2 separate regions of the Homo sapiens genome follow, and region 2 is linked to region 1. A link is a loop called in an ENCODE intact Hi-C map of the cell type or tissue named here. Cell type or tissue: heart right ventricle. All regions are shown on one strand. Links, peaks and the distances in the headings refer to the core of each region. The heading gives the core; the rest is flanking DNA. Region 1 holds the start of CHLSN-AS1 (CHLSN antisense RNA 1). Region 2 overlaps CHLSN (cholesin).

Region 1 (15,155 bases), core at 4,174-12,173:
ATGGCAGTGGCAGGCCTGGTGCTCAGCGCCCTGGCCCCTGTGCACCTGCTCGGCCCCCCGAGCTCCCGGTGGGCGCTGTGGAGTGTGGGCGGCGAAGTCCACGTGGCACTGCAGATCCCCTTCAATGTGTCCTCACTGGTGGCCATGTACTCCACCGCCCTGCTGAGCCTCGACCACTACATCGAGCGTGCACTGCCGCGGACCTACATGGCCAGCGTGTACAACACGCGGCACGTGTGCGGCTTCGTGTGGGGTGGCGCGCTGCTGACCAGCTTCTCCTCGCTGCTCTTCTACATCTGCAGCCATGTGTCCACCCGCGCGCTAGAGTGCGCCAAGATGCAGAACGCAGAAGCTGCCGACGCCACGCTGGTGTTCATCGGCTACGTGGTGCCAGCACTGGCCACCCTCTACGCGCTGGTGCTACTCTCCCGCGTCCGCAGGGAGGACACGCCCCTGGACCGGGACACGGGCCGGCTGGAGCCCTCGGCACACAGGCTGCTGGTGGCCACCGTGTGCACGCAGTTTGGGCTCTGGACGCCACACTATCTGATCCTGCTGGGGCACACGGTCATCATCTCGCGAGGGAAGCCCGTGGACGCACACTACCTGGGGCTACTGCACTTTGTGAAGGATTTCTCCAAACTCCTGGCCTTCTCCAGCAGCTTTGTGACACCACTTCTCTACCGCTACATGAACCAGAGCTTCCCCAGCAAGCTCCAACGGCTGATGAAAAAGCTGCCCTGCGGGGACCGGCACTGCTCCCCGGACCACATGGGGGTGCAGCAGGTGCTGGCGTAGGCGGCCCAGCCCTCCTGGGGAGACGTGACTCTGGTGGACGCAGAGCACTTAGTTACCCTGGACGCTCCCCACATCCTTCCAGAAGGAGACGAGCTGCTGGAAGAGAAGCAGGAGGGGTGTTTTTCTTGAAGTTTCCTTTTTCCCACAAATGCCACTCTTGGGCCAAGGCTGTGGTCCCCGTGGCTGGCATCTGGCTTGAGTCTCCCCGAGGCCTGTGCGTCTCCCAAACACGCAGCTCAAGGTCCACATCCGCAAAAGCCTCCTCGCCTTCAGCCTCCTCAGCATTCAGTTTGTCAATGAAGTGATGAAAGCTTAGAGCCAGTATTTATACTTTGTGGTTAAAATACTTGATTCCCCCTTGTTTGTTTTACAAAAACAGATGTTTCCTAGAAAAATGACAAATAGTAAAATGAACAAAACCCTACGAAAGAATGGCAACAGCCAGGGTGGCCGGGCCCTGCCAGTGGGCGGCGTGTGCTAGCAAGGCCTGCCGGGTGTGCCGCAGTCACCACAGGGTTCTGAGAACATTTCACAGAAGTGCCTGAGACGCGGAGACATGGCTGGTGTTAAATGGAGCTATTCAATAGCAGTGACGCGCTCTCCTCAGCCACCAAATGTCCCTGACACCCTCCCCAGCCCCCACAGATAACATCAGCTGAGGTTTTTTTCAGTATGAACCTGTCCTAAATCAATTCCTCAAAGTGTGCACAAAACTAAAGAATATAAATAAACAAAAGAAAGGTGTGTTAGGATTTCTGACTGAATACCAGAGCTGAAGGGCCCCCAGGGGACAGAGGGCTGGAGGCTGTGTCACACGGGGTCTGGTGGGAGGGCCAGGGTGGAACCTTAGGCCAGCTCCGAAGGCACCTGGGACCAGCATCCGTATCTCCGCGGCCCTCGCAGCCTCAGATGGGGCCCGGACCGGCCTGTTCCACTTGAGCGAACAGGTCTGCAGTGAGGAGGGTCCATAGTGGGGCGGGTCCGTAGTGGGGCGGGTCTGTAGTGAGGCGGGTCTTAGTGAGGTGGGTCTTAGTGGGGCGGGTCGGTAGTGAGGCGGTTCCTAGTGAGGCGGGTCCCGAGTGGGGCGGGTCAGTAGGTGGTTCTTAGTGGGGCGGGTCTTAGTGAGGCAGGTCTTAGGGGGGCGGGTCCATAGTGAGGCGGGTCCGTAGTGGGGCGGGTCTGTAGTGAGGTGGGTCTTAGCGGGGCGGGTCTTAGGGGGGCGGGTCCGTAGTGAGGCAGGTCTTAGTGGGGCGGGTCCGTAATGAGGCGGGTCTTAGGCAGGCCCGTAGTGGGGCGGGTCTGTAGTGGGGCGGGTCTGTAGTGAGGCGGGTCCGTAGTGGGGCGGGTCTGTAGTGGGGCGGGTCCGTAGTGAGGCGGGTCTTAGTGAGGCGGGTCTTAGTGAGGCAGGTCTTAGTGGGGCGGGTCCGTAATGAGGCGGGTCTTAGGCGGGCCCGTAGTGGGGCGGGTCTTAGTGGGGCGGGTCTGTAGTGGGGCGGGTCCGTAGTGAAGCGGGTCCGTAGTGAGGCGGGTCTTAGTGAGGCGGGTCTATAGTCAGGGGCAATTGTTCCTCGTCAGCCTGGCTGGAGACCTTCCACCCATTGGGATTTTGTAAAACATCTACTTTAAAATGTGGCCGTGAGAAAAGCCCCCATTCCTCCCCACCATCTGTTCGCCTCTCCCCGATTTTCTAGGATTAAAGTATAGGCCTGCAATCCCCTACCTCCAATTCTAAAGCCCACAAAGCTCTGAAAACAGGAAGATGTTCCCCCCAAGTTTGCGGCAAATTCACTGGGCAGCGATCCCTGACCTGAAGGGGTGTGAGAGCTTCATGTCCATGAGGACCCCACCCCTTCTGAAGACGGGCGATGTGGCTGTGGGAGCTGCCCTGAGCGCCCCGGGGTTCTGTGGCACACTTCCTCCCCACAGCCTGAACGCGCTGGAATTCTGAGTATGCCCGGCCCCAGGGACAGTGGGGGTAGGGTGGGGGGAGTGGCACCTTGCAGCCATCGACGTGGGGACGTCACGCTCTGGTCCCAGTCTCCTGGGAATTCAGCCACGAGGTCACTGGCATTATTCATCACGTGCTGCAAGCAGGTCAGAGTCGGCCTCGTGAGGACGCGGCTCTGGGTGGCTCCTGCGGGGAGCTCAGACCCGCGGGACAGGCTCCTAAGCCGTGGGATTAGAGAACAGTTTTCTGAGCTGTTTCTGTCAGTGTTTGGTTTTCAGGTGTGAACCTTTAAAGCCGCAGGCCTGACCTCCCTCCCAGTCCCTCTGGAGCCGGAGCTGGTGTAAGGGCCGCGTCTCTGATGGTCCTGGGCTTCCCATCTCCATGCCTGCGCGGAAACCCTGGCATCCGATGAGGAAGTGATCACACAAGCCCACAGAACCCTGCCCAGCGGCTGGCGCCGTCAGCCCAACCCTCCTACCCCTGCAGCCCAGCTCTGCAGGGTGGGGTGTCCGTGCTTGAACCAGGAGACCCTCTTCCTGGCCGATACTTTCCAGCCCCCCTTGGCTCCACGCTGAGCTCCCAGGAAAGGGGCGGACCCCACACACAGGTGAGGGTGGCACTGGGCTGCCTCTGCCCGGGAATTACACCATCCAACTATCCTCCCCAAAGGCAGGAGGGGCCTAAAATCACTATTTCAATTTCTCAGTGGCTTTGGGTGCAAACTGGCTCATTTCTGTGGGTCTGTTGCAGGGACTGGCCTGCATTCAATACCCCTCATCCCACCCTGCTGGGTGGCCCTGTGGAGGGCCCCAGGGACACCCTGCTGCCTGGTCAGCTGTTTGTTCCTGGTGGGCCCCACACAGGGCAGGCACATGCCTCCAGCGCAGACCCTCGCCTGCTACCTGAGACACTTCACTGTGCACCATGGCCTGCCCCAACCCCCTACCCAGCGAGTCCCCTCCTCATCCCCAGGTTCCCGCCAGCCTCTGCTGCCTGAGACCCTCCACTGAGCGCCAAGGCCTCCGTCCTCATCCCCAGGCTCCCGCCAGTCTCTGTGGCTGCTTCCCAGGAGCTGCGTCGCTGACTGTTCCTGAGACACCTGCTCATCTATATTCTATGTTGCCTTCACCTGGGAAGATTCGGCACCTCCTGAGCCTCCTGCCGCCCCTGAGAGATTCCCAAAGCCTTCACCTCATCACACACAGAACACAAGAACTTGAGCCACTCGGGGCAGAAAAAGGAGCTACTTGTAAAAAGTCAAGGTAGTCATCTGCCCAACTCCCCAGTTCTTCCAGGCAGCCGTCTCCCCAACTCCCCAATTCTTCCAGGCAGCCATCTCCCCGACTCCCCAATTCTTCCAGGCAGCCATCTCCCCAACTCCCCAATTCTTCCAAGCAGCCATCTCCCCGACTCCCCAATTCTTCCAGGCAGCCATCTCCCCAACTCCCCAATTCTTCCAAGCAGCCGTCTCCCCGACTCCCTAGTTCTTCCAGGCAGCCATCTCTCCAACTGCTTAATTCTTCCAGGCAGCCGTCTGCCCAACTCCCCAATTCTTCCCCAGTTTGTGAGACACCAGGATGCGAGTTTTTCAGCGCGTGACGTCCCAGGGTCAATGATATTGCTACCAACACTTCTTGACTACTATAGTTCAAAAATCATTCATCTTATTTTTGTTTATCCACAAAAAAACCTTGCCCTGCTTCCTTAAGTAAGATTCCAGAAAGGGAGTTTAGTTGTAGATTCACTTCATTAAAGTTCTAAGAGTTATTGTAGGAAGCTGGATCTAGTGTGAATTGTGGCGAAGAGATCAGGAAATCTACACACGTCTTCTTTCATACACAGCACACGACAGAGGGAAAGCAGGAATAGTAACCGTAACAGAAAGTATCATAAAATTGGTTATTTCCCCTCGAATTGTACGTCTTAATACTTTCGGTTACCCCTCTGTAGTTCCTCTTTGCAGAAATTCTGTCCACCCAATCACCCAGGAGTGGTTCCACTTCACACACGCCCGGCACGCAAACCATGTCTCCACACGTCTCAAACGGTAGCAGAGGGAGTACCTTGGCTGCTGGCGAAGGAGTAAGCCACGCGGGCTGAAGGAGCAGGCCTGCCCCACACAGGCGTTACTCCTCCCAGAAAAATAAGAATAAAGTCACCATTGACTACACCCCTGAGGGCTTCTGTGGCCCTGAGGATGGAACTGAGGTGTTGGGGTATCCTGCAGCCCTCCCAAGGATTCCGGCAGAAGTGAGAGCACACGTTCCTGCCTCCGCCCTGCTGCACAGGGCAGCCTGGCAAGAGCTGTATGGCGGTGCGCACGGTCCGCACTCCGTCAGGTTGGGAAGTGAAGGAAGAGCAGAGAATCTAGGCAGGAAGCATAACGTGAACATGCCCATTTCACATGTACCCCTACTCCTACCCCTAACCCCTAACTCTAACCAACTTAAACCTCACCTAAACACCCTATTCCTAACCCCCTAACCACCCTAACCCTAACCCTCAACACCCTCATCTGAACCCTAACCCTTACAGAATCGCTCTGGGCCTGCCTGGCTTTGCCAAGCCTGAGCGTGTGAGTGCATCTGACCTGCCCCCTCCGTTCTCTCTGGGCTCCTCCATCCTGTGTCTTCTGGCATCGCTCACAGACCCACGCCCCATCCTGCTCAGCCACCTTGACTCGCTGGGGGACCACAAGATGAACACAGCTCTGACACTGCCAGCTGACCCCGGCCACATCTGGGGCTTCCACGCGACGCTGTCCCCAAACAGCAAATCTTTGGGTACAGATGGGAGGTGTCCTGAGGCTGGGACAAGGACTGGGCAGGGGCTGGCAGCCGGTCTGGCAACATAAGCAAGCCCCTGGCTTTCCCTCTGCTCACTGCCTTGGCTCTCTTCCTCACTCTGTGACTGATCGGGTGCTCCTGAGAAACGGGCTCCCTGTGCTGCTCCTGGGGTGTGCGTCATTTTCCCGTGTCCCGTGTCCTACGGGTTCCAGGCACTACAATTCACTGGTCCACTCTGCTGCTGACAAACATGGGGACTGTTTCCAACTTCAGGCGTTCGTGCACGAAGCGGCGCTGTTCTGCCGTGTCTCCCAGCGCCCACCATGGGCCCCTGCGTGGGGCACTCCTCGGGCAGACACAGCCTCAGCCGCGCACGCTCACCAAGTGTGGTCTCACGTCCTCACCTGCCCTTGGTGCCATGTGTCTCTGGTATTTTGTGCCAAGCCAGGGGAGGATTAAGGCATTTCCCATCTTAATGACGTCTTGGCCTCTCCAAAGAAGCGCCTCTTTAGGGATTCTGCCCACGTTTCTAAGTGATGTAAGGTCCTTCCTGGTTTGATCTGAATGTGGGCCCTTGCCACGGCTCCTTAATCTAACTGTACCCCTGTACCTGTGCTGTTCTCTTTCCACAGAAGGGCGAGCTCTACCACACCACAGAGAAGTCAGAGCTCCGCAAGTCCCCACCTGGAAGATGGAAGACCCCTCAGAAACAGCCTGTTCTTCCCTCTGCAGAGGTGGGGGGCAGGGGGACTAGCCACACTCAAAACTGGCAGCCTCTGAGGGGAGGGAGTCACTTCAACATCTCGAACTTTAGACAGATGTGTGTGCCTCAGGCAGCATACACACACACATACATGCGTGCAAGCATGCACACATATGCAAGCACGCATGCACACACACAAACACACACGTCTGTCTCCTCCCCGGGAACACCGTGACCGGAAGAGGCTTCACACGCGTCGGCTGCAGGGTAGGAGACCCGACACAGCGCCGGGTCCTGATGGGCTGTGACGTGAAGATGGGGAGACCAGGCCCTTAGCAGCCACAGAACAGGCCCCGGAAAGACGCACGATGGCTCCACTCTTGGAAGCAGATGGTGGCTCTGTAGGGAGACAAGGCTTACCTTGCTCCAGGGACTCTGAGGAGACGCTGTGCAGGGAGGCTGCCCCCAGCAGGAGACATGGAAGGTGAGGGCAGAAGGAACAGCGGTGGGGAGCAGGGGCACTGACAGGTTCCAGACCCTGACCCTGAGCTTCCCACAGCGCCTAAACGCAACACCCTGACTCCTGAGAGGAAGGGAGGGAATCCCGAGCTGACCTCACACAGGAGAACCGAAGCTCAAAGCTCAAGTGTCACCCTGAAAGGCACCGGCAGACAAAGGCTGAGTCTCCAGAGCCAGCCCTGCATCCACCCAAACTAGCGTGGTGCAGGGACTCCTCCCTCGGCCGAGTCACCTGGCCCCAGACTGTCGGATGTGGGGCCAGCAGGGACCCTGGGGGACGCCCCATGGACACGAGGGAGACTGAAGCCCAGAGGGTCCCACAGCAGTGAGCAGCCCCTGCTGCCAGGCTCCAGGGCTCCAGAAGCCCCAGCCCACCCCACACTCAGGGCGCACAGAAGGCCCCAGGAGGGAGGGTGGGAAACGCCGGGTCAAGCGAGCAGCATCCGATTCTTTTCTGCAGGACATCTGAGCTGTGCCACACACACTAAGGCTTCTAAAGAGAAAAGACAGCGTTCCCCGCTGTCCAACCCTAATCATCACAGGACGCTTTCTGCAGAGCCCCTTGGGGCACGAAGATTCTTCCCAGCACCAGTCTGAGAAACGATGAGGCCCTGGGCAGGAGGAAACATGGCCCCATCCTGTTCTAGGGGCCACGGCACCCCTTGGGGCCCCTCTCCAGACCCAAGGCTGGACAGGCTGGCTTCCTGCCCAGCTCCAGCCAACTGGCATACACTAAGTGTGCAGCTGAGGTGGTGGGAGGAAGGTAAAACGTACCCCACTTGGCAGCCACTTCCAAAATTAAACATGGTTAACATCTGTCCCCGCTGTCCCAATTCCAGACATTTACCCAAGAAAAATGGGAACGGAAGTCCACACAAGCACCTGTATACAAATGTTCACGGCAGCTTTGCTCATAAGAGCCCAACACTGGAAACAACCCAACTGCACATCAACAGGTGGACAGATAAACAGATGTGGCCTGCGCATCGAAGGAATGCTACTCGTCAGCGAAATGGACCCACCGGGGACAGGCGCGGCAACAGGGTGAACCTCACAAAACATGCAGCTGCGGGGACACAGCTAGATGTGAGCACGTGCAAAGTACTGGAGCCTCTTCAGCAGCTCCAGAGCAGGGAACCCACCTCACCAGCGACACAGCGGCGACGAGGGCCGGGTCTGGGAGGGCGTGGGCCAGGGAGGGGCGACGGAGGCGGTCTCCCTTGCCGGGGTGCTGGTGACACAGCGGCTGCACCTGTCAGAACACGCCAGGGTGGAGACAGGAGATCTGTGTGCTTCCCGAGTACAGATCACGGCTCAGCATCTCATGGGAAAGGGACAGGGCTCTCTTCAGGACACGCAGTAAGATTTCAAGTGCGGGCACTTTTAATACTCCGCGATCCAAAGGCAGCTCCAGGGCCAGCCGCGGTTTCCGGCCTCAAGGGCAGGCTCGGTTCTGGAGCTCCCTCCAGTGGCCGTCGGGGTGCCGTCACTTTCAGGGCCCCACCAGGAGAGCAGGGGCCCCGCCGAGGACCAGAGCGCCTGGACCAGAGGGAGCCCTGCGCGGCCGGCACGGATGCCTCTCAATAGGCGGCATGGGGCCGACACGACTCGGTGAGTTCCCGCCACGGCTTTCGCCGGCAGCCGGCGGCTGGAGGACAAGGAGAATGCGCCGGTTCTGTTCCTGGACAAGCTCCATGGCGCTGCGGGGTCCCGGCCCAGAAAGCCCACCCTCCCCCAGAATTTCCCCAGGCCCACAGAAGGGGACCGGAATGGGAAAAATACCGACAAACGCAGCAACGGTGCGGCCGTAGGTGTCTGCGCATCCGGCGGGGCTCCTACGGGACCCCCACGCCGCCTGGACGCCGCCTAGCAGATTTGGGGCCAGGCTAATTGGGGCCCATCGTGGCCCACAGATGCCAGCTCCGGGCCATGCTGAGGGACAGGGGAGCGGAGGATACTGCCTGTTTCCCGGCGGGGGGCCCTGCTCAACAGCCTTTCCCTTCCCTACAAACTGTCCCAGGATCCCGGGCCATTCCTTCCAGTAAGTTGGGAAGTCCAGGACCAGACCTCAACGTGGAAAAAGCTGGAGGAGAGAAGGGGGGACGAGGGGTTCTACCTGCCCTCTACCTACCTGCCCTCCTACCTGTCTGTCCACGGGATGCCCAGAGGCTCCCAGACCACCAGCCCCAGACCCTTGGTACTGCGTCCCCAGCTGTCTGCCAGGGGCCTGCTGGGGAGGCCGATGCCCATCCCTAAGCCTGAGCCTCCAGCCCGGCACGAGGGAAGGCCCCACATGCCCCAAAGGAGAGGGTTCGGGGCACAATCTTCACAAAGGCTGGAGTGCACCCCAGAGGTGAGGGTTTGGGGCACAGTCTGTTGGCGGAGGCAGGAGTACACCCCAGAGGTGAGGGTTTGGGGCACAGTCTGTTGGCGGAGGCTGGAGTGCACCCAGAGGTGAGGGTTTGGGGCACAGTCTGTTGGCGGAGGCTGGAGTGCACCCAGAGGTGAGGGTTTGGGGCACAGTCTGTTGGCGGAGGCTGGAGTACACCCCAGAGGTGAGGATTTGGGGCAGTCTATTGGCAGAAGCTGGAGTACATCCCAGAGGTGAGGGTTTGGGGCACAGTCTGTTGGCGGAGGCAGGAGTACACCCCAGAGGTGTGGGTTTGGGGCACAGTCTGTTGGTGGAGGCTGGAGTGCACCCAGAGGTGAGGGTTTGGGGCACAATCTTCACACAGGCTGGAGTGCACCCCAGAAGTGAGGGTTTGGGGCACAGTCTGTTGGTGGAGGCTGGAGTACACCCAGAGGTGCGGGTTTGGGGCACAGTCTGTTGGAGGCTGGAATACACCCAGAGGTGAGGGTTTGGGGCACAGTTTTCACACAGGCTGCAGTGCACCCCAGAGGTGAGGGTTTGGGGCACAGTCTTCACACAGGCTGGAGTGCACCCCAGAGGTGAGGGTTTGGGGCACAGTCTGTTGGTGGAGGCTGGAGTACATCCAGAGGTGCGGGTTTGGGGCACAGTCTGTTGGAGGCTGGAATACACCCAGAGGTGAGGGTTTGGGGCACAGTCTTCACACAGGCTGCAGTGCACCCCAGAGGTGAGGGTTTGGGGCACAGTCTTCACACAGGCTGGAGTGCACCCCAGAGGTGAGGGTTTGGGGCACAGTCTGTTGGTGGAGGCTGGAGTACATCCAGAGGTGCGGGTTTGGGGCACAGTCTGTTGGAGGCTGGAATACACCCAGAGGTGAGGGTTTGGGGCACAGTCTTCACACAGGCTGGAGTGCATCCCAGAGGTGAGGGTTTGGGGCACAGTCTTCACACAGGCTGGAGTGCACCCCAGAGGTGAGGGTTTGGGGCACAGTCTTCACACAGGCTGGAGTGCACCCCAGAGGTGAGGGTTTGGGGCACAGTCTTCACACAGGCTGGAGTGCACCCCAGAGGTGAGGGTTTGGGGCACAGTTTTCACACAGGCTGGAGTGCACACCAGGGAGGCTTCCCGCCTCTGGCAGAATCACCGCCATGCTCAGTCACAAACCCAGAGCTGCGTTTGGACGCTGCAGCACACGCTGCGGCCCCAGCAACGGTCCTGCGCACCAGGCTCCTCTCCCAGTAAGGTCCGCTTCTCTGTGGAGCTCAGGGGTCCCTGCAGTGCCCACCTTAGCAGAGGGCAAAGCCTTGAGACACGGATGCTTTGTCCTCAGGTCTCCACTGGCTCCTCAGAACAGGGCCCCTCAGCGCTGCAGTGTGTCACATGTCCCCAGTTTCCCCTCGTGGTGCTCACGCCACACCCCTGGCACGGAGGCTGGAACCCAGGTGTCAGTCCTGGCTCTGACCATGACCTTGGACAAACCACCCCTCAGACCTAGAGCCCTCATGCACATCCCCATGGTCACTGCCACCCGGCAGGGAGCAGGACAGCCCCGGGGGTCTGTGACTGTCCCCGGGACATCAGTCTGAGAAACAGCGCTGAGTTGGACGCTGCCTGGTGTGGACACTCGCCCTCCACAGTCACACAAACTCGGCTTTGCAAAATCAGTTCTCAGTGAAGGAAATAATGTACACAGTGGTCCACTTCCAAGACACAGTGTCTTGCTTGCTTAGGTCAGCAAGCTACAGAAGACCAGGCCCCTGCCTGGGTTGCCGATGCCTGCTTGTCGGCCTCCCCATCCCCAGTCTTCCCCCCAACGCTTAGTTGCCTTCACCTGACCCAAAAACTTTTAGTCTATGACGAAAGTTTTACTCGTCTGCAACATAGCTTGTTTTGTCTGTTCTTATCAGTCTGCCCAGCTACTTAGGTCATAAGTCAAATACCTGAAAAGCCCCTGAGCTGACTAGGATTGCAACGCATTGTGGGCTGCAACAAAATGCAGCAGGACAACCCTAAAAAAACACCTACAGCCCCTGCCCGACAACCAATAGGTGATGTCCGGGAAGACTGTGACCCCAGAGTACTCAGCCTGTGAGGAACCGGGGGAGGGGCCTGCGTACTGGGGGATAAATGGCTTGTTGTGACCGTGCTGGGTGTGCCTGCCCACCAGACACCCGATCTTGCAAGACCGTCATTAAAAGTCTCACGTTTAGGCCGGGCGCGGTGGCTCATGCCTGTAATCCCAGCACTTTGGGAGGCCGAGGCGGGCGGATCACCTGAGGTCTGGAGTTCGAGACCAGCTTTACCACATGGAGAAACCCCGTCTGTACTAAAAATACAAAATTAGCTGGGCGTGGTGGCACATGCCTGTAATCCCAGCTACGAAGAAGGCTGAGGCAGGAGAATCGCTTGAACCTGGGAGGCAGAGGTTGCGGTGAGCCAAGATTGCGCCACTGCACTCCAGCCTGGGCGACAGAGCGAAACTCCGTCTCAAAAAACAATAAATAGCTCTCCCTCTCCCCTCTCCCCTCTCCCCTCTCCCCTCTCCCCACGGTCTCCCTCTCATGCGGAGCCGAAGCTGGACTGTACTGCTGCCATCTCGGCTCACTGCAACCTCCCTGCCTGATTCTCCTGCCTCAGCCTGCCGAGTGCCTGCGATTGCAGGCACGCGCCGCCACGCCTGACTGGTTTTGGTGGAGACCGGGTTTCGCTGTGTTGGCCGGGCCGGTCTCCAGCCCCTAACCGCGAGTGATCCGCCAACCTTGGCCTCCCGAGGTGCCGGGATTGCAGACGGAGTCTCGTTCACTCAGTGCTCAATGGTGCCCAGGCTGGAGTGCAGTGGCGTGATCTCGGCTCACTACAACCTACACCTCCCAGCCGCCTGCCTTGGCCTCCCAAAGTGCCGAGATTGCAGCCTCTGCCCGGCCGCCACCCCGTCTGGGAAGTGAGGAGTGTCTCTGCCTGGCCGCCCATCGTCTGGGATGTGAGGAGCCCCTCTGCCTGGCTGCCCAGTCTGGAAAGTGAGGAGCGTCTCCACCCGGCCGCCATCCCATCTAGGAAGTGAGGAGCGCCTCTTCCCAGCCGCCATCACATCTAGGAAGTGAGGAGCGTCTCTGCCCGGCTGCCCATCGTCTGAGATGTGGGGAGCGCCTCTGCCCCGCCGCCCCATCTGGGATGTGAGGAGCGCCTCTGCCCGGCGAGACCCCGTCTGGGAGGTGAGGAGCGTCTCTGCCCGGCCGCCCCGTCTGAGAAGTGAGGAGACCCTCTGCCTGGCAACCACCCCGTCTGAGAAGTGAGGAGCCCCTCCGCCCGGCAGCTGCCCCGTCTGAGAAGTGAGGAGCCTCTCCGCCCGGCAGCCACCCCATCTGGGAAGTGAGGAGCGTCTCCGCCCGGCAGCCACCCCGTCCGGGAGGGAGGTGGGGGGGGTCAGCCCCCCGCCCGGCCAGCCGCCCCATCCGGGAGGGAGGTGGGGGGTCAGCCCCCCGCCTGGCCAGCCGTGCCGTCCGGGAGGGAGGTGGGGGGGTCAGCCCCCCGCCCGGCCAGCCGCCCCGTCCGGGAGGTGAGGGGCGCCTCTGCCCGGCCGCCCCTACTGGGAAGTGAGGAGCCCCTCTGCCCGGCCAGCACACATGCACGCACATACGCACACGGGCACACGAATGCACGCGCACACATGCACACATGCATACACATACACCACGTGCACAGGGACACACGCACACACGTGCACACACGCAAACACGCACACACGGACACGCACACACATGCACACATGCATGCACACACGCACACAACACGCACACGGACACACATGCACACACATGCACGCACATACGCACACGTGCACGATACACATGCACACGCGAGCACATGAACACGCACACGCGCACACATGCACGCACATATGCACACAACGCACGCAGACATACACATGCACACGCACGCACACGGACACGCACGTGCACACATGCACACACATCCACACGTGCACACATATACACACAACGCGTGCACACGGACATGCACACGGGTGCGCACACGTGCACATGCACACACGTGCACACACATGCACGCACACACACAGCACGCACAGACACGCACACATGCACACACACACAGCACAGACACGCACACGGGCACATGCACACGGGCACACACACACGTGCACACGCACATGCACACACATGCACACACATGTACATGCAGCCCCGAGGCAGTGCCACCGGAGCCAGCCTCATGGAGTAGCCTCCTCCAGGGTAACAGGAGCCATGGGGGGGCCATGAGACTGGATTCCACTCATAGAGGCCCCGCACGCGGCTGTTCAAGCAAAGCCACACTGACATTTCTGGTATCAAATTTAAGTCAATCTTTTAATGACCCTCCCGCACGTCAGCAGCAGATCAGGTGCAATGGCAAGAAAAGCAAGCGAGAAACAGCTGTACAACAACATAGGCTTAAAAATTCTTTTTGAAAGAAACTTTAATAAACGATGCATTGGTGAGTGGTGAAACCGGAAGGTGCTGTGGCCCCGGGCTCTGTGGCACTAGCACTGGTAGTCTCAGGTGCGCTGAGAGGACCAGAGCTCCTTGGAGAAAAGCTGATGTGAGGTGGGCCTGGGCACTGGTGGGGGCAGCTGGGGGGCTCCCACTGGCCACACAATACATTAAAAACCACAAAAACTGATGAGTCCACAGCGACACTCCAAAAAGCAGGCAGGAGAGGGAGGAAAGGGGAGAGGGAGGAGAAGTACCACTGTGAGTCTTCATAGAAGCCACTGTTTCCACAGACCCTGGGCAGGAACAGGTTCAGGAGACGCAAAGGCACCGGGTGGGAGGGGTCAGGAGGGCACCGTCGCCACAGGACGCATTGCCAGGGAAGTCCTATGATGCACGCCCACCTCAGTCAAGTGACCACATTCGGTGTCACCAGCATGGGACAAGGTGGAATGGCATGCCTGCGGGCGACACCACATACAACAGGCAGCCTTGCCCCTGTGGGACTCACCCACCTGAGCGGAGCCAGCCTAGGACACCTTAGAAGGAGGGCTTCGGCACCCAAGACTGCACCCCCAGGCCCAGGCCGCACGGCCGCAGCACAGGCTCTGCACCTGGTCGGCACACGTGGGGAGGCTGCAGGACAGAGCCAAGCAGCTCCGGGCAAGTGGCACCCAACAGTCACCCAGCCACACAGGGGAAGAGCGGGGAGGGGCCCAGCGCTCAGGATGGAAGAGCCCTGGGCAAGGCATCCATAGACACCTTAGACTCTGGCCTAAGCGGGGATCCAAGATGGCCTTCCGATACCCAGACCCTCCCATGCACACAGAGTGCCCCCACCTCCCCATGGTCCTGGAGCCGTAAGCATCCTGGCTGCCCACGGTCAGCACACACTGACCCGCCCACGGTGCCTCTGCTGCCCTTCTTCTCTCGCCACTCCCCATCTGCAGCCCGTGTGCTGAGGAGGGCACGGAAAACGTCCAAAGCACGCACGACTGCAGCGAAGCTCATGAATGCCCCTGCACACACGCAGTGGGGCAGACACCGGTTGGCCCTGCCAGGCCCTGCACACTCACGGGACCACGACTGCTCCTCGGATTTCCAGGGTCAAATGGGGTCCAGTCAAGGAAGGGCTGTGCGTTCTGCTTCTGCGCTTAGGCATATGATTAAACACATTTCATAATTAGATATGATCATTGCATCTGAGACACAGAGCTTTCCAAAACGGTCTGTGGGCTGAAGTTACTGCTTCCCTAAACGTCTGAGGGGCAACACCAGTGCCGCCAGCTAGGCCTGCAGCCCTCCTTGTAGAAAGGCTTTAATTATGGAGTCAATTTCTTTTCTTTCCTTTTTTTTTTTTTTTTTTTTTTTGAGATGGAGTCTCGCTCCATCGTGCCCAGGCTAGAGTGCAGTGGCGCAATCTCAGCTCACTGCAACCTCCGCCCCCTGGGTGCAGGTGATTCTCCTGCCTCAGCCTCCCAAGTAGCTAGGATTACAGGCGTGCGCCACCACGCCTGGCTAATTTTTGTATTTTTAGTAGAGATGG
Region 2 (15,155 bases), core at 2,765-10,764, 53 kb before region 1:
GGAAAGAGCACACGACGGCCACAGCGCAGGGAAAGAGCACACGACGGCCACAGCGCAGGGAAAGAGCGCACGACGGCCATACTGCAGGGAAAGAGCACACGACGGCCACAGCGCAGGGAAAGAGCGCACGACGGCCACAGCGCAGGGAAAGAGCGCACGACGGCCACAGCGCGGGGAAAGAGCGCACGACGGCCACAGCGCGGGGAAAGAGCGCACGACGGCCACAGCGCGGGGAAAGAGCGCACGACGGTCATACTGCAGGGAAAGAGCGCATGACGGTCACAGCGCAGACAAAGAGCGCACGATGGCCACATTGCAGGGAAAGAGCACACGACGGCCACAGCGCAGGGAAAGAGCGCATGACGGCCACAATCCCCCATCCCACCCTCTGGACCCTCCTCTCCCCAGCCCTGCTGCACAGCTCCCACCAGCCCCAGCTTCACACAAAGCCAGGAGCACCCCAGGAAGGCTGCAGAGAAGATGAACCCTTGAGATGCAAGAACAGCCCAGGGTATGGTCACAGGTCACAGGCCAAGGTCACCGTGTGGGGATGCTGCCCAGCCTGCGACCCGGGTTCTAGGGACGGGGCATGAAGACCCCACGGGCGCTGGGTCGACGTGTCTTGGGGGCAGAGCCTTCGGGGGATCTGGAGGGGAGACCCCCAGGGCATCCTGGAATGGGTGGGGTGCCTCCCAGAGAGATGAGAGGAAACTCTCCACCATGAGGGCTCACCAGAACAATCCGGGGTCTCCTCCACACACAGCCCACCTGGCTGCAGATGGCTTTGCCTCCAGGAGGAACCCCTCGTGGAAAGCCCATAAGATGGCCATGGGCCACGGCGGCCAGCATGTCCTTCCTGAGTCCCAGTCCAGGGCCTCTGCAGGGGGAGGACAACTCGGGCACCTACCTTCACCGCTGCCCCTGGGCTGGGGGCTCTGTGGTGGGCCAGCCGTGGCGTGGCCAGTGGTCCCCAGCAGCCCCCAGGCTGAGGACACTCCCCTGTGGGAATCCCCGGGCTCCCTCTCTTTGGAAAACCCTGAGTTGCCAGGGATACCGTGGGCTCCACACATCCACGTGGGCTCTGATCTGGCAGCCAGATGCGGCTGGGCTTGCGGGCACCCTTGGAGACCCCCAGGAAAGAGGAGAAGCTCCTGCCGGGGTGCCCGTGTCTGTGGCTGGCCTCCTGGTGTGTGGATCCCAGGCCTTGGAAGAAGCTCCTGTGGGAAGGGGCTGCTTTGTTTCTGAGAAGTAAGAGTCCCCCCTCCTCCCACACGCAGGACACAGTGCCTCCGCACAGGACTTGCCGCTGGGGGGTTGCGAGTAGCATGAGGGGGCCACGGGAAGGTCCCAGAGGGGGAGAGGAGGGTGAGGCTGAGGACAGGAGCAGGGCATGCTCCCAGGCACTCAGGACCTTCCCGTGGGGTGCTCGGAGGGTGTGTGATCATGGGAGGGGAGTCAGGGCGCCTCCAGGGTGAAGACCAGGGAGTGGCAGCCACGTGGTGGAGCGGATGGTCCCCCCTCTCCTGCCCACGTCCCCAACGTCCCCCTTGTCTAACAGTCCACACTGAGAGCAGCGGAAGGTGCTGGCAGGCCTGGGGAGGAAGGCGGACAAACCCCGCCCACCCCAGGCATCAGGGCAGGTCCAGAACAGCCACGCCCCGAGGCACCTGCCAGTGGAGACAGGCAAGGTGCAGGTGGCACAGCTGCAGGCCCCAGTCGCCCTCTGCCTCCCACAGGGAGCCTACAGTCCATTCCTGCGGCTGGCACCTTCCAGGCCTGTGTCCACCTGCTCTGCCCAGCCCACACCTTGCCCACACCTGGGCTCGAGACGCTGCACTAACGGCCTCTGAAGCCCTCTCTGTCTACAGCGACTGACCCTGCGGTGGCTTGTGGCCCTGCCTGCAGAGAAGCAGGAGCAAGCGCAGGAGGCAGCAGCCTCACACCACAGCCAGCACCTTGGGTCCCCTGGGCCAAGCGCGTTCTTGGAGCAAGAAAGAGCTCTTGGGGTAGCCCTGGGCACCTGGCCTCAGCCCCACGTTCCTCAGGGAGAGGGAAGCTAAGCCTCCCAGAGAACTGACCAGTGCAGAGACCCATGATGACTCAACTGGTTCCAGCCGGATCCACCCAACGCTATGGCTGAGCTCATTCTATGACCCCCAAGGCAGCCTCAGCTCCGAGAAACAGGAGGCTTGCCCCCATCCCCATTTCCTGAGCCCGGCGCTGAGCCTGGTGCAGGGCAGCCAAGAGCCCCTCTCCTGTAGGTGGAGGACCGTCCTGGGGATGCACACACAACACACATGTCCACACATAAACACACACGTGCATAAACACACACGCACACACGCACATGTACACACGTGTATACATGTACACACGCACATATACACAACGTGTATACACACGCACACACGTAAACACACGCACACACGTGTACGCAACACTCGTATACACATGCACACACGTACACAACACACGTATACACATGCGCATACATGCACACGCACACCCCCTCATGCGAACACACATGCGTGCACACACACCCATGCGAACACACATACACGCACACACACACACATACACATGCACACACGTACACACATGCACACACGTACACGTGCACGTGCACGCAGCGTGCACATCCACGCAGGCCCCGCTGCTCATTCCGCTAGCTGCACAGCCACACTGGGGGTCATCTCTCCGAGGAGGTCATCTCTCCGAGGGCCTCCCACAGAGGTGCGGCTGGAGCCTGTCCTCCCAGGCAGGGCCAGTGCCCCCACAGGACACCCTGCCCCTCAGGGTGACTTCATCACAGGGACCCAGTTCTTGTCTCTGAGGAAGCCAGCCACGTGGACGCCGTGACACCCCTTATTCTAGGTGCAGTCAGCACTCAGGGAGACGGACAGGAACGGGCAGCAGCCTGTGCTGGTAAGCGCCGGGGAGGTGGCCACAGCCCGCAAGGCTGTGGAGCCCACGCCAAAGCCTCTGACCCCTGCAATCCTGCACCGTCCACCCAGCCACGCCGCAGGCACCATCCACCCAGCCACGCCGCAGGCAGCCAGGGAGATGGCACCCTGTGCCCAGCACCCCACAATCCCCGTCTTCCCGCTCTTGGGTGGCAGTGGCGCCTCCTGTCACTGTGAGTGAGGGCTGAAGGCCACCACGAGTTCCCTCCTCCTCACCCCCACGTCCAAGCAGCACCCAGGCCCGTGGATTCTTCCTGTGGTGACGTACACCTGGGGCAAGGTTCACCATCAGACCCATTTCTAAAAGCACAGTTCCAGGCAACCCCTGCACGGGCAGCGGCTCTGCTGCCGCCCCTGAAAGTTCCTGAAGGCTCTGGGCCATTCAGACAGAAAGGGCAGCGGCGGCAGCACAGGCCTGGCATGAACGCTCATACCTCACTGCTCTAGAACCTTCCACACAGTGTGTGCGAGTGAAGGCTTCGACCCCCTCAGGCAGGGGTTGAGACGCACGTCCGGGACAGAACCGCGTGGGGCAGGGCCGCTCACCTGCAGAGGTAGTCCAGGGCCAGTTCGGCCCCCGAGCGCCTGGCAGGCGGGTGCTGGGCCACAAGGCCTGCCTCCCGCAGACGCTGCCTCTCCTCTTTCTTCCGTTCCTTTTTCAGCTTCCTTTCCAGGACCCTCTGCTCCTCTGGGGACAGCTCTGGCTCTGCGTCCAGCCCGGGCCTGAGCACAGCTTCGCCCTGAAAGTCAAGGAACACATTAGGCTTCGGGGATGGAGGGTATCCAGAGACGGGTGCGCTGCCTGGGGCTTCCCGAGCCCACCCTCACCTCAGTAGTGGCCAAAAGCTCTGTCCCCAAGCACTGGGTCTGGCCCCAGCCGACACCATCCTGCTAAGCCTGTGCTACGACGAAGAGACAGACAGGTCACATGAGGATGGCCAGTCCTGCGGGCAGGCGCCAGGTGCCAGGATTAACTGCCCAGAGGCCCCTTCCCCACCCCCGTGGTCCACCTCCCACAGACTCCCGGCTCCCGAGGCTCTGTGAGGTCCTGCCCCACCCCACACAGTGTGGGAAGATCCGGGCCGGCCCCCAGGGAGGGCTGAAGGTGTGCTGGTGTCTGTTATCACACAGGCCAGGTGCTGGCCCCAGACCCGACCCAAATCCCGAGGACGGTGCCTGGGGCCTGCTGCTTTCTGGCAGGTCACTGGCTGCCTGGCTCCCCCTGGGCTGCAGGCTGGGGACAGGGAGGGGGCCAAGACCCCCAAGGGAGGGAGAGGGCCCGCTGTGACAATGTGTCCCCAGCCACATCTTGCCAGGAAAGCACAGGCCCTCCGTCTTGCCCACCCTCCCCTCATTAACAAAAGAAGAGGACGGTGCAAAGCGTCAAAGCCGGGGCAGCCGGGCCACGGGGTGACCATGAGGTGACCCCAGCCGCTGTCCACATGCTTCGTCTTTTTTGGAAAAGTCAGAACATCAGTGTAGACTCCGAGCAAGGCCAGGAGCCCAGGGAAACAGCTAGGGGCGTGGGAATCAACCAGGCAGCGCCCACCGGGAGCTTCCAGGAAGGGAGGCCGGGCACAGCCCACGCCTACGCATCCCACCCCAGGGAGAGCAAAGAAGAGTGAGGCAAGCCCCCCTACATACAGATATATATGCAACCCACCCCCCCGACACAGACACACACATTCACAGACTTCACCCCTACAGCCAAACACAGCCCCCAACCCTCACCCATGTACCCACACCGACCCACACCCACCCACACCCACCATACACCCACACTCACCCACCCACACCCACAGACACGGACACATACCCACACCCACAGACACCCACATACCCACCCACCCATACCCAACACACCCACACCCAGATACCCACACATAGACCAACACCCACACGCCCAGACACCCCCACATGCCACACACCCACATACAACCACACACACCGACACCCACACACATCCAACAAATCCACAGACACCCAGACACCCACAGATACCCAAACACCCACAGACACCCAGAAACACCCACACACCCAAACACGCCCACAGACACCCAGACACACCCACACCCAGACACACCTTCACACGCCCAGACACCCTGACACACCCACACCCAGACACCTGCAGACACCCACAAACACCCAGATACCCAAACACACCCAAACACATCCACACACCATCCCAACATACCCACAGCCACACACGCCCACACCCAGATACACACCCAGACACCCACAAACACCCAGATACCCAAACACACCCAGAGACACCCACAGATGCCCACACACCCAGACACCCACAGATACCCACACACGCCCACAGACACCCACAAACACCATACACACACGCCAACACACCCACAGCCACACCCCTAGAGCCTGCCAGGGGTCCGCAGCAAGAGACAGGGCCTGGGGGACGAGGAGCACCGTCCCTGGCAGATGCCTGGCACAGAGAGGCTGAAGAGTCCCGGTGGGAAGGCCTGGGCCGCCCACACACACAGGCAGGAAGCTCTGAGACCCACCAGGCCAGGCACGCAGGGCTCTGGGGAGCAAGATTTTCATGGTGGGGATGTGGACACCCCCAGGGGAGCCTGGTGACTGACCGGCTCCAACCAGCTCCATGCTCACCTCCTAGGCCCACAGCCGCCCACAGCCGCCAACGGGGCAGGCACAACAACTGGCCCTGAAAGGTAAAAACCCTCCTGGCACAGGCCCAGCCTCGGCCCCCACTCCATGGGCCACGCAGTCCACGGCTGATCACACGGGCCAAAGTCCATAACACTGTTAGGGCTGCACAGGGGCCGCCGCGGTGGCCGAGGGTCTGTCAGCCCACATGCGTGGGGCACCCGGACAGGCCCTGAGCAGGTGGGCAGGGCCCTGTGGTAGGGTCCCAGGTTGGTGGCCAGAGTGGTGAGGACGGGGCCAAGGCTGTGGGCAACAGCAACGTGGGCGCTGGCCTGGGGTGGATGGCGAGGGGAACCCAGGCCGTCCCATATCGGGGCCAAGCCGGGGACCCGCAGGCCCAGCTGTTTCCCGCAGGCTTCCTGAGCGCCCGGTGCAGGGCTGCTTCTTGTGTCAGGCACCAGCCTGGATGCTGCGGAAACAGCTTCCTTCACACCCACTCTTGCTTCTGGCCACCAGCGCTCCCGACCTGGCAGGAGTCACAGCCCAATTCCCGTGTCCCCGAGGGAGCCACTGTGGCCACGAGGTGGGAAGCTCAGGAGTGCCACCCACTGCCCTGGGCTGTGCCTGACACTGGCCGGTGCACCTTTAACTTTTCCAAACTCCTGCTTTCTGTGCTGGGCCTCAACAGAAGACGCAGGGGCAGCTGGAGTGAGGGTGCTGCGCCCGGAGAGCCAGGGGCCTTGGGGGTGCCCGGCTCCACTCTGCGCCATCGGCTGCCCCGTGCTCGCGCTCGCTGCCTTGGGGGTGCCGGCTCCACTCCGTGCCATCGGCCGCCCTATGCTCGCGCTCACTGTCCTGGACCAGGCAATTCCCCAAGGCTGTGACCACGACGTGAGCGACCTCAGCTATCTTGGGATGACACAGGCGGGCCCCGGGAGGGTGTGCAGCTGGAGGGGGCGGGAGGCAGCAGGTCCAGGCAGGCTGGAGGGCACAGGCCGCGGCAGGTCGTGGGGAATGGGAGCAGCGCGGGAGGGTGGTGGGGCCGCCAGGATCGGGCGTGGTAATGCCGGGACCTGCTGCTTGCTCTGCTTGGCCTGCACAGTGTCTGGCCCGGAGAGCACAGGTGAGCAAGGTAGGACGGCTGTCACCCACAGACGAGCAGCGGAGAACTTTCTCTAACTGCCACCCACGTGCCGACCCTCCAAAGAACGCGGGTTTCACTAGCAAATAAGAACGTGGGTTTAATTAGCAAATACTTTTAACAAACTTGACACTATCACATAGAGCTCCCAAAGTTGCCCCAAGGGCTTGTAAATTACCTAAGTACACACCAAAAAATTTTTAAAAGAATCCCAGTGTCAAATAAAAGCCTGTGAGGGCCCCTTCTAGGGACTTGAGTTTCAGGCCTAGGATGCAAAGCCTGGCGCAGCAGCCAGGGGTGACTCCAGGCTCCTGCCGGCTCCAGGATTCTGGGAAGGGGCAGACTTTGGGCCCCCTGGAGCCCCTCTAGGCCCAGTGTCCACCCCACAGACCCTGCAGTCTGGGGCCACTCTTCTGGGAGAGGTGTTGTGGGCGGCTTTGAGCCGACGCTGTCAGGGCAAGAGTCTCTCTCCTAACATGAAGGCTTTCCAACACAGATGGGACGGGCCTCATGGAAGGAAGCACCGGCCTGTCACAGACGTGTGATGTCTAAAGCCGGCGTCTCTGGACCATCCCAGGGCAAGCAGAAAGTCGTACAAAAGTACAGTCACCCTATCTCAATGCTAGGACAGTCTTCAGCATTTCAGACTTGATGAAATACAGACACTCATATGAAGTACAGAAAAATAAAAATTCCAGCCACACATTCTGTCTCCTGCGGTTAGATGTCTTGAGGATTACATTTGAAAATGCATAAAACAATTCAATGTGCATGAAAAGCTTTACGCAGGACCTGCACCCACACAGATAAACTGCGACCCCGAGGACTGGGATGGGGAGGCGGCCAGCGGGCCTGTCACTGCACCTACGCTGTGTATTTCACAACATGGACACTTCCACAGGCTACCTCAAGCAACGCGGCACTCGTGCAGTCAAACATGAAATCCTTACCATCAGGCAATGAAAATGTTCACTGTACTCAACAAATACACTGAAAACAAACCACAAAGCCAAACCCTACAGGCTGGGAGGAGCAAAGTGGATCAGCTGCCACAGCACCTTCCAGAGAAGAGAGCCGTGAGATTCTTACAGAGAAGCTGACACTGTTTGAGAAAATACAACTGCATGAAAACTATGTTTTTCCTTTATGCCTTTAACTCCTGGCAAGAGACACAGAGAAGAAATGACACTAATTTGATTTTAAAAGGTTCCCGTAGACTCGACTGAGGCAGCAGAGACCCAACAGCTCCTTTCCGCCCACCCCACCCGTCCATCTGTGTGACACGGGCCCTGTGTGAGCCGTGCTCCCCAGCGTGAGGCTTCGCCACAACACACTGGCTCTTCCTGGAGATGTCCAAGGTGGGTAACGTGCTAGTCATACCCCAACAAAAAGAACTGGCAAAAATAAAAACCATCATCATTTCCCAGGTTTGTGAATTTAAGCCAACAGGAAACGTGGGACAAACACGCGGGGCTCCATAAAGCCAGCCTGGCACTGGCTCTGGCACCAGGTCCCTGGACTGGACACCAATCTCCACGGTTCCGAATTTTCCTAAGTGATGACTGTGAACACCACATGCACAGAAACGAGCCCTGAGAAGGGGGCCACATTGGCCGCCGGCCACGGCAGCGATCCGGCCACGGCAGCGTTCCGGTTGGTGTCACCCTGTCCCGGCCTGAGCCCAGCTCTCAGATCCGAGCACCAATTCTGTCTACAGCCCCTTCCTGCCTGCGGGCCCTCCCTGCCCTGCAGGGACGGTGCAGTGAGCACAGGTGTGCAGGCTGTGCGGTGAGAGCCCCAGGGCTGGGAGGAGCAGGCAGCCTTGGTCCAGCAGGTCCTGTGTGGGGGCCGCGTTGCCGGGCAGGGCCTGACACGGCTGCTGTGGGCTCTGAGAACAGCCCAAAAGGACAGTGACCCCTGCCCAGTCTCTCCAGCCTGGGAATGACCTTCCCCAGCCGTGGCCTCACACCAGGGAGGTGTGATGGGAAGTGACCTGGGTGGCTCCTGGGTCCCTGCTAAATTGTTTGGGGGGGCTGAGGGGTGAGGAAAGAGAGGTGGGGTCGGGAAGAGGCGTGGCCTCCCTGTCCCTGAGGCATGAGAGCAGGTGTGGGCTCCCCGTCCCCCGGGCATGAGAGCAGGTGTGGGCTCCCCATCCCCCAGGCACCAGCAGGTCTTTGTCAACCTGAGGCTCAGGGAGGAATGTGCAAGTCCCTGTCTCATGAACAGGGTTTGGGCCATCGGAGCCCCTGCAGAGGCTGGGTTCATGCAAGCTGTCAGCTGCCAGTGCCCACAGGCATCCACGCCGCTCTGGACTCAGGGTTTAGAAAAAGTCATCTGTTCCAGCCAGACCTTCCTGTTTCCCCCCAAGTCTAAGGGAGCAGAGCCTTCACCTAAGAAAGGAGGGCAGAGTGGGGAGACCCAGGGCTGACCCAGAGGGCAGGGAGGACCCAGGACTGACCCAGGAGAGCAGGGAGGACCCAGGACTAACCCAGAGGGTTGGTGGGCGGGGCCAGGACTAACCCAGAGGGCCAGAGGGACTGAAGCTGCGGCCTGTGGGCCCCTAATGCCCAGCCCTCGTGGAGGCACCAAGGCAGGAGCGCATCCCAACACCCAGCCCGGGCTTCCTCGGTGGGCAGCTCCTCACCCACGGTGAAGCGAGGCCAAAGGTCATCGAGTGCTGACCGCCACTCTCCTTCCTCCAGGGGCCCCTCTGTGAGCAATGCCCATGTGACACTGATGTCACCTGACCAGACGGAAATACTCCTGACGCCCCTCAGTGACCCTGGACCGGCGTCTGTCTGGGCAGGACCATCTAGTGTCTGAGGTGTCACATGAGGATCCCAGACAAAACACGCTCCCCCTCCGGTGTCACGCCAGCACACAGCAGCACACGCCAGCGCACAGCAGCACACAGCAGCGCACAGCAGCACACAGCAGCGCACAGCAGCACACAGCAGCACACGCCAGCACACAGCAGCACACGCCAGCACACAGCAGCACACAGCAGCACACGCCAGCACACAGCAGCGCACGCCAGCACACAGCAGCACACGCCAGCACACAGCAGCACACAGCAGCGCACGCCAGCACACAGCAGCGCACGCCAGCACACAGCAGTGCACGCCAGCACATAGCAGCACAGCAGCACACAGCAGCACAGCAGCACACAGCAGCGCACGCCAGCGCACAGCAGCACACGCCAGCACACAGCAGCACACGCCAGCACACAGCAGCACACAGCAGCGCACGCCAGCACACAGCAGCGCACGCCAGCACACAGCAGCGCACGCCAGCACATAGCAGCACAGCAGCACACAGCAGCGCACAGCAGCACAGCAGCGCACAGCAGCACACACCAGCACAAAGCAGCGCACGCCAGCGCACAGCAGCGCACACCAGTACACAGCAGCACACAGCACCACACAGCAGCGTACAGCAGCGCACGCCAGAGCACAGTAGCGCACGCCAGCGCACAGCAGCACACAGCAGCGCACAGCAGCACACGCCAGGGCACAGCAGCGCATGCCAGCACACGCCAGCGCACAGCAGCACACAGCAGCACACGCCAGCGCACAGCAGCACACGCCAGCGCACAGCGCACAGCAGCGCACAGCACACAGCAGCACACAGCAGCACACACCAGCGCACAGCAGCGCACAGCAGCGCACGCCAGCACACAGCAGCACACAGCACACAGCAGCGCACAGCAGCACACACCAGCGCACAGCAGCACACGCCAGCGCACAGCAGCACACAGCAGCACACGCCAGCACACGCCAGCGCACAGCAGCACACGCCAGCACACACCAGCGCACAGCAGCGCACAGGAGCACACAGCAGCACACAGCAGCGCCCACCCACGCACCCTGGTCCTCTGCTGTGCATGTCATTGAGGGTGTGGGGTCTGCGGAGAGCCCGGACCACTCGGAAGCCTTGGTCTGAGGGCCACGCGGGCCCAGAGCACCTCAGGCTGTGGGCATTGGGCCTCTGCCTCTGGCCCCAGGCTCAGGCTCCCTGGGGAAGTGGTGGCCGTGCTGCATCAAAGAATGGCAGAGAAAGGACCCACTGTCTCTCAGAGGGAAGATAAGGAGCTCCCTGCTCAAATTGGAGCTGCGGGGAGGGACGCCACCAGCCCAGCCTGCCGTGCCCTGCTGTGCGGGTGAAGGGGCTGCAGGGAAGGACACCACCAGCCTGGCCTGCCGTGCCCTGCTGTGTGGGTGAAGGGGTCACCTGGCCTGGACCCCGTCCAGTAGCCATGCAGGGGATGGTGTGCATGAGGCAGGCGCTGCTGTCCTACGATGTCAGCCGGGTGACGGGGCCAGGGCTCCAGTGTCGCTGCCATCGGGCCCTTGGGGAGCATCCCTGGATGGCAGGGGAGGTGGGGAGGGCTCCACACAGCGGGGTGGAGGACAGCGAGACAGCTACACACCCTCCTGCACCTTCTTCTGGGGAAACAAGACACGGACTCAATGCTTACGAACTTTCCTGGAGGGGAGACTTCTCCAGTGGGATCACCCCAACACGTGAACTGACTGCCGCGGGCAGCCGCGGACGGCGGGATAAGGGGCAGCCGCGGACGGCGGGGAAGGGGCAGCTGCGGACGGCAGGGTAAGGGGCTTCTCTGCCCCCGCCCCCCACTGCACACAAGGCCAGGCGCTCTGGGGCCCAGCATCCAGGGCTCAAAACCACACCCGCCTTGGTGGGATGGCGCCTCGCCTTTCCCATGCTGCGGTAGGAACACCCCATGTTTGTTCGGTGCATTTTATTTTCTAAAATGTGGCAGAAAGAAAATAACTCCAGCAGGTGACAGAAGACCTAGTAGAACTTAGCCCAAATTTAAATAATGACCCAAAGTCCCCACGGGGCTCAGACGTTCCCACACCCTAGGCAGAAATCCCCACTCACACGAGCACGCATACACACGCGTGCACACATACCCCTGCCATCATCTCTGCTCTCTCCATTGAGCCCTGGCTAAGCACCAGCTCCCACCAGGCAGGAAGCACAGGCCCAGGACACGCACACTAGGGCTTGGCGGGTGGGGTCCAAGTCAGGAAGTGAGAGCCGAGGCCCTACAGGAACAGGGGGTTGCCCCTTCAACAGGTAACCCATATAAAAAGTGACTAACGAAAGCACGTCTTTCTTCTCACTCCACAGCTTTGAAACCAGTGTGCATTGTACACGTGGAGCCATCTCAGACCCAGACTCAAAGTCCGCCTGGCTCCGGCCATCAGCCTGTGGCGTCTCAGAGCCTGGCCCCGAGCAGAGAGGAGATGTGATGAGGAGACATGACGAGGGAGTCGTGATGGGCACACCCATGGCCAGCAGGCCCAGCCTGTGCCTCTCGGAGGTCCGCACTTCCTGCCCAGTGGGAGCAGGCACCTGGCGTGGGCTCCAGCTGAGGTGTGCACGCGGGCGGGTGGGGTCCAGCCCAGAGTGTGGTCTTTATGTAAATCAGGGTGGAGCTCAGGTGCACTGGCTCACACATGTTAATCTGAGTGCTTTGGGAGGCCAAGGTGGGAGGCTGGCTTGAGCCCAGGAATTCGAGACTGCAGTGAGCTGTGATCACACCACTGTACCCCAGCCTGGATGAGAGTGAGACCCTCAAAAAAAAAAATCAATAGATCAGGGCTGCGCCCCAGGTCTTCTACCTCGGGGGTGGGTGATAGGCTCGTCCAGCTGGTGGTCCCAGGACAAGCTCTCTGTCCCTCCCAGGTGTTCCATAGTCTAGGACAGTGCAGGAACTGCAGACTTGTCAAGAACTGGGGAGTGGTCCGGGCGTGGTGGCCGAGGTGGGTGGATCATCTGAGTCAGGAGTCCGAGACCAGCCTGGCCAACATGGTGAAACCCCGTCTCTACTAAAAATACAAAAATTAGCCGGGCATGGTGGTGCACGTCTGTAATCCCAGCTACCCGAGAGGCTGCGGCAGAACTGCTTGAACCCGCGGGGGGCAGAGGTTGCAGTAAGCCAAGATCGCGCCATTGCACTCCAGCCTGGGCAATAGAGTGAGACTCTGTCTCAAAAAAAAAAAAAAAAAACGGGGGGGGGGGAGTGAAAGGGAGGGAGGAAGAGGGTGAGGGTTTGGAGGGGCCCAACCAGGCCCACCTGTGGTTGCATGGATCTCTAGCCACCTGCAAAGCCAGAAGGTACCTTGAGCTGACAGGTCCGTGTTGTTCAATGGTTCTATAGGGAAAATCCTGCCCCCATGCCAGGTTGTTGATCACCCACGGTCAATGCTGGAAGGGGCAGCTGCTGCTCTGGGCCAGAAGGAGAGGCTTCCTGGCACCGTGAGGAGGCTGGCCTGGCTGCTCACAGCTCCCGGCAGAAATGCGGAGCGGGGTCCTCACTGCAGCACCCGGGCTTTTCAAAACAGTGAAGCCCTGAGTCCAAGAAGGCAAACCACAGAGCGGAGGTGGCCGTGGGGCTGCCCTGTGGGCAGAGGGGAGGCTGCGCAGGCCTAGTGGCTGCAGGAAGCTCCAGTGGCCGCCAAGAACCTCCAGGCCCATCACCACGAGGAGGGCCCCCACTGCAGCCAGGGCTTCCAGATGGGCAGAGGCGGTGGGAAGCAAGCAGGAAGCGGAGACTGGTTGGCTGTGGCCCTGACCCCTCTTCTCCTGATGGAGTGTGGGGGGCTGGGGCTGCCTGGGGTCACCCACTCAGGTCTCTCACTCCTGCCCTCCCAGGAAGTGGACAGTTCCCACAGCCTGGACCCAGAGGCCCGCAGGCACTGACCGCGGCCCGGAGGCCAAGCTACAGTGCGTTTCCCGAGGGAGGCCACGGGGCACCTGGACGAGGGCAGCTTAGGACGCTCGGCTCTCGTCTCAGGAATCCCAGGGCAGAAGTCCAGCGAGGCGGCAGGTGGCCGGCCCGTCCCCAGCCTCTCTTCCCACTGAGGAGAGATCCAAGGGCCGGCGGAGTGGTGGTGTCTGCTGCTCTGCGGGAACACGGGCACCAGGCCCAGCAGTGCATGGATGCGGCAGGCCCCGCGTGCGATGCCCTGGTCCCCACGACTGTTTCTTCCCACGCCGCGGAGTGCATTCCCTCATGCTCCCGTCCTGTGAACACGCGCTGCAGCCTCTGCCCTCCTGGGGCTCCCTGAGAGAGGGGGCACCCCTTGCTCCCATCACAGTCCTCCTGCAGCCTGGGGCCCCGCCCAGCACGCCCACCAAAGGGGAGGCCCGCTCTCCTGTCAGAGCCAGGACAGCCTCTCCAAGAACTCTTCCTGGGCCCCAGAGAGGAGCCCCCTAGGTTCGCTTCTCGCCAGCCGCTGCCCCATCTTGCGTCTCCACCCAAGGGCCCCTCGGCGCCCCCACCTGGAGCCCCCACTATCGAGATATGTCTGGCGGATACCACACACAAGGGGGCTGTAGCGGGTTGGGGAACAGGCCAACCCCTCCCAGACTGCAGGGACAGCTAGTCTCACACAGCTAAGACCAAGATGATGTAAGGAAATGAATGACAGTAAACCCAGCCCTTACCGAACCCACCTCCCGAGCAGGGAGGACCTGCAGGAAACAGAGGCTCCCATTCCTGTTCACCTCTGATCTCAGGGGCAGACACCAGCCCATCACTGCCGTCTGCTGACCACCCCTGCAGACGGCCTGGGCCTTGGATGTCCTGCTCCTCTGGGCTCCCCAGGCTGTGTGAAACGGAGGAGTGCAGGGGTCAGGACCCCTCGACTTTCTTGGGGGCAATCAGGCCGTTTGTAACGTCCTGATACAGCAGAGCTGGGGACTGGGGTTACGAAAGACACCACCAGGTGGAGCCTTCAGATGGGACCTCCCAGCAGGGCCTCCAGGCTGGGGACCTTCAGGCAGGTACCTCCAGGCTGGGGACCTTCGGGCAGGTACCTCCAGGTTGGGGACCTCCCAGCAGGGCCTCCAGGCTGGGGACCTTCAGGCAGGCACCTCCAGGCTGGGGACCTCGCAGCAGGGAACTCCAGGTTGGGAACCTCCAGGCTGGAGACATTCCAGTAGGGACCTTCTGGTTGGGGATCACCAGGTTAAGAACCTCCAGGTTGGGGACCTCCAGACTGGGGACCTCCCAGCACGGACCCCCAGGTTGGGAACCTCCAGGCTGAGGATCTCCCAGCAGGGACCTCTAGTGTGGACCTCCAGGCTGGCACCCATGGGGCAGGTTTCTTTCTTCTTCCCCAGAAGCCTTTTCATCGTGGCAGTAGGACCTGACCTTGACAGAGATGATATTGCGGATTTCAGTGACTGAACCAGAGTCGGAAGCTGAAGGGCTCTGCCCAGCCTTCCTGTCTTCATCCATTAAGTCTGATCGGCAGTGGTGGCCACCTGGGCTGCTGCTTTGACAAGATGCCAGTAGTTGGAGCTGGGACCCCAGGGAGCACTGTCCATCCACCGCACAGGAGTAGGGCTTCAGCAGCTGTCAGTCATCAATCATTTCCCCATGCTGT

Evidence for each region. A loop is a pair of places that touch in the nucleus more often than their neighbours do. Peaks named below come from ENCODE experiments on the same cell type or tissue, not always from the same donor. Only the 100,000 strongest peaks of a DNase experiment are listed, where the experiment ranks them.
Region 2: it touches region 1 in a loop (2.1-fold over the local background); 30 of 110 quality-filtered maps call a loop at or near these places.

The regions. Positions count from the first base shown.
Region 1 is chr7:1,057,720-1,072,874 of GRCh38, forward strand. All of the region lies in intron 2 of CHLSN (cholesin), which reads right to left. CHLSN-AS1 (CHLSN antisense RNA 1) reads left to right here and starts at 8,012. Exons shown (of 3, transcript NR_187853.1): 1 at 8,012-8,365. It overlaps GPR146 (G protein-coupled receptor 146), which reads left to right. Exons shown (of 2, transcript NM_001303473.2): 2 at 1-1,542. The coding sequence ends at 798. RefSeq lists enhancers at 4,685-4,854, 7,985-8,154, 12,080-12,863, 12,864-13,646 and a silencer at 6,634-6,928. In heart right ventricle, for the core only: CTCF peaks have their summits at 8,223 (motif pointing left) and 8,437; a DNase peak (open chromatin) is centred at 8,222; H3K4me3 peaks cover 796 bases.
Region 2 is chr7:1,006,441-1,021,595 of GRCh38, forward strand. It overlaps CHLSN (cholesin), which reads right to left. Exons shown (of 5, transcript NM_001318252.2): 3 at 3,510-3,703. Among named protein-coding and RNA genes, the nearest start is that of MIR339, 9.0 kb to the right of the region's middle. In heart right ventricle, for the core only: no CTCF peak of the experiment used is centred there; no DNase peak of the experiment used is centred there.